3 separate regions of the Homo sapiens genome follow, and all the other regions are linked to region 3. Evidence: chromatin contacts called from ENCODE Hi-C or POLR2A ChIA-PET data. All regions are on one chromosome and are shown on one strand. The core of a region is the stretch at or near the end of the contact, and the rest is flanking DNA. Distances in the headings are between cores, read along the strand shown. Region 1 holds the start of KIFC1 (kinesin family member C1). Region 2 holds the start of FKBPL (FKBP prolyl isomerase like). Region 3 holds the start of TAP1 (transporter 1, ATP binding cassette subfamily B member).

What was found. Hi-C counts contacts between places; a loop is a spot of excess contacts on that map. ChIA-PET counts read pairs that join two places held with the same protein, here RNA polymerase II (POLR2A). Pooled maps may share reads with other maps.
Region 1: a map of CD8-positive, alpha-beta T cell shows a loop between it and region 3 (12-fold over the local background). The contact joins the promoter of KIFC1 here to the promoter of TAP1 in region 3. A Hi-C loop is called at or near these places in 1 of 168 maps with a recorded cell type or tissue (CD8-positive, alpha-beta T cell), 2 of 37 single-sample maps with no recorded cell type and 9 of 50 pooled maps. POLR2A ChIA-PET finds 5 or more read pairs at or near these places in 1 of 52 experiments (GM12878).
Region 2: a map of CD4-positive, alpha-beta T cell shows a loop between it and region 3 (2.3-fold over the local background). The contact joins the promoter of FKBPL here to the promoter of TAP1 in region 3. A Hi-C loop is called at or near these places in 3 of 168 maps with a recorded cell type or tissue (CD4-positive, alpha-beta T cell, CD8-positive, alpha-beta T cell and naive thymus-derived CD4-positive, alpha-beta T cell) and 13 of 50 pooled maps. POLR2A ChIA-PET finds 5 or more read pairs at or near these places in 8 of 52 experiments (A673, CD4-positive, alpha-beta T cell, HEK293 and 4 more).

The regions. Positions count from the first base shown.
Region 1 is chr6:33,390,554-33,393,253 of GRCh38, forward strand. KIFC1 (kinesin family member C1) reads left to right here and starts at 1,270. Exons shown (of 11, transcript NM_002263.4): 1 at 1,270-1,444. The coding sequence starts at 1,433.
Region 2 is chr6:32,128,846-32,131,545 of GRCh38, forward strand. FKBPL (FKBP prolyl isomerase like) reads right to left here and starts at 1,443. Exons shown (of 2, transcript NM_022110.4): 1 at 1,250-1,443; 2 at 1-1,009. The coding sequence starts at 935. RefSeq lists a cis regulatory region at 2,660-2,700.
Region 3 is chr6:32,852,354-32,855,053 of GRCh38, forward strand. TAP1 (transporter 1, ATP binding cassette subfamily B member) reads right to left here and starts at 1,351. Exons shown (of 11, transcript NM_000593.6): 1 at 686-1,351; 2 at 35-149. The coding sequence starts at 1,283. It overlaps PSMB9 (proteasome 20S subunit beta 9), which reads left to right and starts at 1,839. Exons shown (of 6, transcript NM_002800.5): 1 at 1,839-1,936. The coding sequence starts at 1,877.

The DNA.
Region 1 (2,700 bases), core at 20-2,519, 540 kb after region 3:
TTTTCAGACAGTGTGTCTCCCCACAATCTGCTTCTCTCTACAAGCTTGTTTGAAGCCAAGTTAAAGCAATGGATAGAAGACGGCAGCGCGGGTGTCAGACCTGCCAATTTCCAACTGCACACCAAATCCCCGAACATATGCTTGAGGCCCCTGCCTTTCGGTTTCATAAATAAAACCCTGTCCTGACTACCTCCAGGATTGGATGGAAACTCGGATGAGTAAATATGGTAGAACGACTTTGCAAACTAGCACCCTATTCACACGTAAGGGGTTGCTCTTGTCACCGAGACTGTTAGAGGCAACGTGAGTTAACAGAAATAGCTTGGATTTTGAAGCTAATGGAATCTAGATCCATTCCTAACCAGCAGTGTGACCTTATTGTGTAATCTTTCTGAACCTGTCTCCATCCATCTCTACAAAGAATGTGGCACAATGTAGGAACTCAGTGAATTTTCGTGATTAAAAGACGAGATAATACAGGTGCACAATCTGCAAAACATAAAATACTCCATAAATGGAAGCAGTAAATCTTCCCCGAGCTCGAGACTCCAAAGGCCCTGAGCCCAGTACCAGTAACAGCACCCAGGTAAGTAGGCTGGCTGAGAGAAGAGGGCTATAAAGAAAAGTTCTTTCCTGAGCTTTGAATCCCCACTGTCAGGCTTCAATGGAGCGCAAAAATTCCTAAATTTGGTGAGAAATGGCAACATTACCAGGGAATGAACAGACCAGGCCACTCACATCCACGTGAGGGCTCCAGGAGCCACTTCCGGGCCCAGTCAACCACGACCAGGAGAGGCAGCGCTGGAGCCTCAATCACGTCGACGGAAAACAAGTGCGCTCCCTACTGCAGTCACCAGGAGGCGCTAGTCCCGCCTGTCTCCCGGCACGGGTCCTCGTTTGCGCACGCGTCATTTCTTTCCTCCAGCGTCCCCGCCCCTTCTCCTCCGGCCGCCACCAGTTTCGCTTGGCCAGTTGCGTTCGTGCGGCGACGTCCACGCATTTTCTGACGTAGCGAGCGACGGCGGGGAGCCGAGCGGAAGTCCAGCACTATTGCCGCTAGAGGAGGGGAGGGGTGAGAAGCATAAGTGGCACCGGAAGTGGAATTAATCCGCCTACCTCTCCTGCGCCTGCGAAACAGAAAAGACAAGGCGCCTGTCGGGCGGGGTGTGGCTTCGGGTGGCGGAGAACGCTGCGATTGGCCCTCGGCTGTGGCGACAGCGACGATTGGTCCCTGCGTGCAGAGCGCGGTGAGAGTGGGTGGTGGCCGTTGGAATTCAAAAGTGGCGGGTGTGGCGCGGGGCTGGTAGCGGCCGGAGCCGTGCGAGTTCTCTACCCTGCTTCGCGAGCGGGCGAGAGAACGCGAGTCCCAGGATCCCCGGCACCCAGTTCTCTTCCACTGCATTCCCCCGGCGCGTGTGGGACCGAGGTGGACATGGATCCGCAGGTGAGTAGGGGCGGCGCAGGTGTCCTGCCCTGGGGATGGGGACGAAGGCTGACCGCTCCGATGCTGTCGCGCCCCCGGCTCCCGGTCGGCCTTTGTCATGTCTACCGGGAGAGCGAAGGTCCGTGCGCCCCCGCACAAGTGGAAAGGGGCGGAGGCAGGAGTGGAGACGGCTTAGAGCACCCGGGGAGGTCGGAAGGCACGTCTGTCTGCCCTCCCCTAGCTTCAAGTTTCTGGAGCCCCTCCCTTAACTTTCATGTCTCCGAGATTTCTCATTTCGAATTCTCAGGCTCGTCTGACACATTTCCACTTCTTTATTCCTACTCAGGGTGTGATTGCAGTGTGTAAGAAGGGAGAGTTCTGATATGACTTCTTCCTTTTGGGGACATGGTGTCTGAGGCCACATCCTTGCTGAGGTCCTTTTGTGTTAATCGCCTCTCCTTATCACTGCTGCTTCGGAGTGTAGGAAAGGGAGAAGGAGAGTAGGGTAATCTGGGCCAAAAGACTTCTCATTCTCTCTCTCCTTTCCCAAATTGTGCAGATTCCTGCCCAATGAAACTGATTGATTTAGTTCTTTCTCTTAAATGGTGCCCTGCTGCACCCCACAACCATATGCAGCTTCCTGTCTCCAGTGAAGAGAGATGAATGTGTGTGACAGCTGGAGTGTACTTATCTCTGGTGCCAGGAAAGGTCTGCCTGAATCCTTTGTTTACTAGTATTTCACGTTCAGGTTTCCCTGAAGTTAGGATTCAGCCTTAAGAGAGATTCTTTCTCTCGTGACAACCAGAGAGCAGAGTAGTATTATGTGACAGTAAGAAGTAGTAAAAGCCTTCTCAGATCTATTAATCAAGTATTTATTGAGCACCTACTACATGCTAGGCGTGGTTGTAGGTACTTAGGATGCAGCAGTGAACAAGGGACAAATCGTTGCCATCGTGGAGCTGCCATTCTATGGGGATACAGACAATAAATGTAATAAATGAATTATATAACTGCCAGAAGGCCGTAAGTGCTGTGGAGAAAAGGAGAAATTCAAGGTTGAGGACATAGGGGAGGCCAACTGGCGGGTTAGAGTATTAAATAGGGTGGTCTCAGTAACCCCCATGGAAAAGATGAGTTGAATAAAGACTTGAAGGAAGTGAGGGAGACAGACAAGCAGATAGTGAGGGAAGAACATTTCAGGCAGAGGGAATCTGCTAGAGCAGAGTCCCTAAAGAGTTGTAAGGAGGGAAGTGTGGCTGGAATGAAGTGAGCAAGGG
Region 2 (2,700 bases), core at 193-2,692, 720 kb before region 3:
ACCTTCTTGAGGTCAGCAGTTGCTTTTTCCAGGTTCCCAAGGGCAGCCTGGGCAACCCCCCTTCGGTATAAGGCCTTTAAATGGCCAGGCTCCCGCTCCAACACCCGGTCACAGCTCTGGGCTGCCAACTGAGGCTGCCCTAGCAACAACTGACAGGCAGCCAGATTGGCATGAAGGACAGTTCGTTCTGGAGGGCCAGGTGGGGGTAAAGTCAGGAGCAGCCGAAGAGCCCGTCCATAGCATCGGGCAGCTCCTTCAGGGTTCCCAGCTCGAAATAGTTCTGTGCCCCTTGCACGTTCTTCCCTGGCCAGGGCTTCCTTCTCGCTAGTCTCCAGCTCCCAGGAGTCTCGGCCTTGAGTGAAGGATGCCAGTGTGAGCCTGACAGGAGGTCCAGAGTGCCCAGGCAGCTGAAGCTCTGCTTCCTCACCTTGACACATGGACTCCAAGCATTTCTCTATGAGCTCCCCCCAAGTTTCCTCCCTCCATGGCCCTACGCCCATAGTTAGCTCTGTCCAGCCCTCTGGCGGCCCTGATCCGAAAGGAAACCCCAAAGCCAGTACCCGGCAGCAGGAGCCTAGTTTGGGTTTGTCCAAGCCATGGCCACGGATTACGATCTTCTTGACAAAGCTCCCATCGGGGCAGTACCAGAGATCAGAAGCTTGAAGGGCCTCTGGCATCTGACTGGTTGATCCATGAGACTTATGAGAGTCTCCTTCAAGTTCAGCAACCAGTTTTTCAGCTCCTTGAGTATGCTCTAGAATTTGGCTGGCTGGATCTGGGCTTACTTCCAGCTCAAGCGTTTCGGTAGGAGGGTCTCGGGGCTGCTGCCTAATCTGAATAACTGAATCAAGGTTCTCCCGAAGGTTCTTTTCCCACTCTTGTTGCGGCTGAGAGGTGTCCTTTTCTCCAATTGTATTGACTGGTGGCGTCTCCATATGGATGCTTAGTCCCTTCCACGGTGAGTGAACAGTTTTGGTCAGAAAGGGATGAACCAGGTTCAGGTCAGCACCTGAAAAGAAAACCAAACAATGCTAATAGCAGGGTTCTTATTTAGACTCCTTTCTCGTCCTTTCCCATTCTTCTGAGACCCAGGCCCCTAGTCCTGAAAGTCCCCAGTTTTGCTTTCCTCCAAAAATCTGCTCCAGCTTCCCCGTTCCACCCACATATAATTTAGAACTATAAATTCCACAATTCCCTGCGGTTAAGGTAGCCGCGCCAACTACGGACACCCGGTCGGGTCAATAAGTACCTGCGCGGCCAAAGTGCCTAGCATGGTGACAGGAGGAGCCGGGCCATTCGAATCACCTCTCCTTCCAAAGCTAAATGGCTACTGAATGCTGCCCTCGGAGCCTTGCCCCACGCGGAGAGGGCAGCCGGAGAGGGGCGCGGTGCGGGAGGCGGGGGTAGGGGGCGGAACAACTGGGAAAGATACTGACAACTAACCCTGGAGCCCGCGAGACTCCGAATCTAGTCAAATTCCTGGCAGCCAATCGGGAGAAGGGAGGAATCTGGTTAGCCCGCCTATTGAACGTGACATCATTTCCTCCGCAACCATGAAGCTCCAGGCCTTAGCAACTGAACTAGGCCAGAGCAACCGAACTAGGCAGAATCGAACAGAATTTGGCGCGGTCGGGCTGGCCAGGCTGCTCAAGAGTCAAAGTGGGCCAACATGGTGAGACCCTGTCTCTACTAAAAATACAAAAATTAGTAGGTCATGGTGGCGCGCGCCTGTAATCCCAACTACTCGGAAGGCTGAAACAGGAGAATCGCTTGAACCCGGGAGACAGACGTTGCAGTGAGCCGAGATCACACCATTGCACTCCAGCCTGGGCGACAGAGCGAGACTAGAGACTCCGTCTCAAACAAAAAAAAAAAAAAAAAAAAAAAAAAAAGGTGGGCCGGGCGCGGTGGCTCACGCCTGTAATCCCAGCACTTTGGGAGGTTGAGGTCAGGAGTTCAAGACCAGCCTGGCCAACATGGTGAAACCCCGTCTCTACTAAAAATGCAAAAATAGCTCGGCGTGATGGCGGGCGCCTATATCCCAGCTACCCAGGAGGCTGAGGCAGGAGAATGGCTTACCTGGGAAGCGGAGGTTGCAGTGAGCCGAGATCGCGCCATTGCACTCCAGCTTTGGCAACTGAGACTCTGGGAGGCTGAGGTGGGCGGATCACGAGGTCAGGTGATCGAGACCATCCTGGCAACATGGTGAAATCTCGTCTCTACTAAAAATACAAAAAGTTAGCTGGGCATGGTGGCGTGTGCCTGTAATCCCAGCTACTTGGGAGGCTGAGGTGGGAGAATCGCTTGAACCAGGGAGTCGGAGGTTGCAGTGAGCCGAGATGGTGCCACTGCAATCCAGCCTGGCGACAGAGCAAGATTCCCGCCTCAAAAATAAATAAATAAATAAATAAAAAGCCGGGCATCGCGCACGCCTGTAATCCCAGCAATTTGGGAGGCCGAGGCGGCGGGGGGGGGCGGGGCGGGGGGAGGGGGCGGGGCGGCGGGGGGATCACTTGAGGTCAGGGGTTCGAGACCAGCCTGGACAACATGGTGAAACCCCGTCTCTACTAAAAATACAAAAAATTAGCTGGGCGTGGTGGCGGGCACCTATAGTCCCAGCTACCCGGGAGGCTGAGGCAGGAGAATGGCATGAACCCGGAAGGCGGAGCTTGCGGTGAGCCAAGATCGTGCCACTGCGCT
Region 3 (2,700 bases), core at 101-2,600:
CATTTGCAGGGTGCCCCATTTTCAGCCCCCAGACCTGGCTATGGTGAGAATGGACATGAGAGTTAAGTTTCGAGTGAAGGTATCGGCTGAGCCATCTTGTAGAATCCAGTCAGTGAGGCGGCCCGTAAAGAATGGAATGGCCATCTCCCCTGGAGAAAGAGAAGAGAGGTCACGCACAAATATTAAGTCTAAGTAGGTCAGTTCCAGTCAGACTGGCCCCACCACGCCTCCTCCCCCTCACCATTATCCTGGAGGGCATCAGCAGAAAGGAAACACTGACGTCTCAATCCCGAACCTAAATAGGCTGCCCTGGAACTCACTACCCTGTGGTTGCTCTACCAGAACTTTCAGGATTTTATTAGGAAGGCTGGAGATCATGAAGTAGAAAAGCCTCCTGTTAGAGATGAGGATGCCCCGCCCTTCGGCCCCAGAGCAAAGGATTTCCCCGCTTCCGGCGTGGCCCAAAGAATCAAGACCCGGTCAGCAATGGAGCCCAGAACCTCTGGCCCCCGCCAGTCCAGTGCCGTTTCTTCTACACCGAAGTGGTGTTCCAAGACCCACGCTAGGAGTCCTTCTCCTGCTCCACATTTCCCAGAACCCACGCTACTCTACCTTACTGACAATTACCTTTGATTCCTGTCCCAGTCCCCTTGTGTCCTCCCCTCTTGCCCTGCGTTCCCCTTACCAAGAGAGGAGAGGACCACCAGGACCAGGAACAGCGAGAGGCGGCGCGTCTCCGAGCCCAGGCAGCCTAGAAGCCGACGCACAGGGTTTCCAGAGCCGCCCTGACCGCCGGGCACCCAGAGGCTCCCGAGTTTGTGCCACAGGGCTGCTGCGGGCAGTGCCGCTGCATAACTGACAACGAAGGCGGTAGGGTGACTTCCCCAGTGCAGTAGCCTGGTGCTATCCGCGGACCCGGGGGCTCCCCATGAGATCAGCTCTCGGAACAAGGCAAGTCCCGGCAGGGCCAAGCCCAGTGCCGCAGCTAATGGCTTCAAAGCAGCCAGCCAGCCCTGGGCACCTGCGTTTTCGCTCTTGGAGCCAACCGTTGCCCTGAGGACCCCGCAGGCCCCCAGCCAGAGCACGGCCCAGCGGCTCAGGCCCACCGCCCAGACCCGGAGCAGTGGCAGCGCGGTGGGCACCAGCAGGGAGAATATGCGGGGCAGCGCGGTCCGGAGCAGCACCCAGTCGGCGAGAAGTAGCAGTACTGTCCCCAGCCATGCGAGAGAAGCTCCGGGGAGGCAGCGGCACCCGCGGGGAGCGGGACACCTAGAGCTAGCCATTGGCACTCGGACGCCGTCCCGGTCCCGGCCGGGCCTGGGACTCTCCGCGCCCCGGTGGGGCCTGAAGCTCCGGGTACCGCCGAGTCCTCCCCTACTGGCGGCTGGGGGAGGGAACGAGGGCGGGGCTCTCGGAAAGTCCCAGGAACAGGCTGATCCTGCGCTGGCGAGAAGCTCAGCCATTTAGGGGAAAGCGAAATCGAAAGCGGCCGCCTGCTCACTAGATAACGCCTACTTCCAAAAGTGGCCTGCCCAGACTATTTTGGTAGCAAGCGTGGAAATCAGATCTGAGAATCTCGGGAGCAGCCCTGGTGCCCAATTTTCTCCATCACGCACACCCTTCTCGCCTCTCCCTGCCTCCTGCCTTTCCACTTGCACCAGTTTTCCCACCCCAGCCTCAGGGCGGGGCTGCCTCGTCACTTGTCTCGGGGCAGATCTGCCCTACACACGTTAGCGCCGCGCGCAAAGCAGCCCCGCAGCACCCAGGCGCCTCCTGGCGGCGCCGCGAAGGGGCGGGGCTGTCGGCTGCGCGTTGTGCGCTGTCCCAGGTTGGAAACCAGTGCCCCAGGCGGCGAGGAGAGCGGTGCCTTGCAGGGATGCTGCGGGCGGGAGCACCAACCGGGGACTTACCCCGGGCGGGAGAAGTCCACACCGGGGTAATGGGTCTGGGCTTGAGGGTTGGCAGAGGGGTGGAGGAGATGCAGCGGCCAGGGGACCCTGGAAGCGCGCGCGGAGAAGTGAATGCAGAGACCAACGGGAGCGCAGGGAGGTCGCCTGTAGCAGCCAGCGCTTGCAACCCGCAATGAGCATAGAGTATTTCTTTTCTGAGGGGGGTCGTCTAGAGTGTCCGTGAAGGGAACAGGCACGCGAGGCTGGTGGAAAAAGCGGGTGCTTTGACTCTTAGCTGGAAGCGTCAACGGGAAGCTACTCTAAAGCGCTTTCGCTTTCACTCTGGTCCCGGACAGTGGGGGCTGGTTAAATCAAGAAAGGGGGTTGGGGATGGTGCAAAGAGATGAGGAAATGGTGCCCTGGGTGAAGTAGAACAGCACTTGGGAGAAGGAAATATAGGCACTTATTGAGAAGGACCAACTCATCACACAGACTTTTGATAAACTTGCCACTGGGCAACTCTTAGCCCAAGCACTGATAATGGGCGTTCTGTGTTAACTAGTGATGCCCTTCCCTAGCTTGACCCAGGAAGGCCTCTCCTTGGCCCAGATGCTGCCTTACTCCCTTCCCTGTGTCTTCCCTGCCCACTCCCATGTGCCCACTGGGGGGACTTTGCTTAGGATGGGCGCCTGGGGCAGATGGCAGCCCCAAGACTGGCTGGCTGGCTTCTGCTCTGGACTACTGCCACCACTCGTGGCTTGGGGGCGGCTTTGTTAGAGAGGAATAGCCTCTAACTTGAAGTTAACCCTGT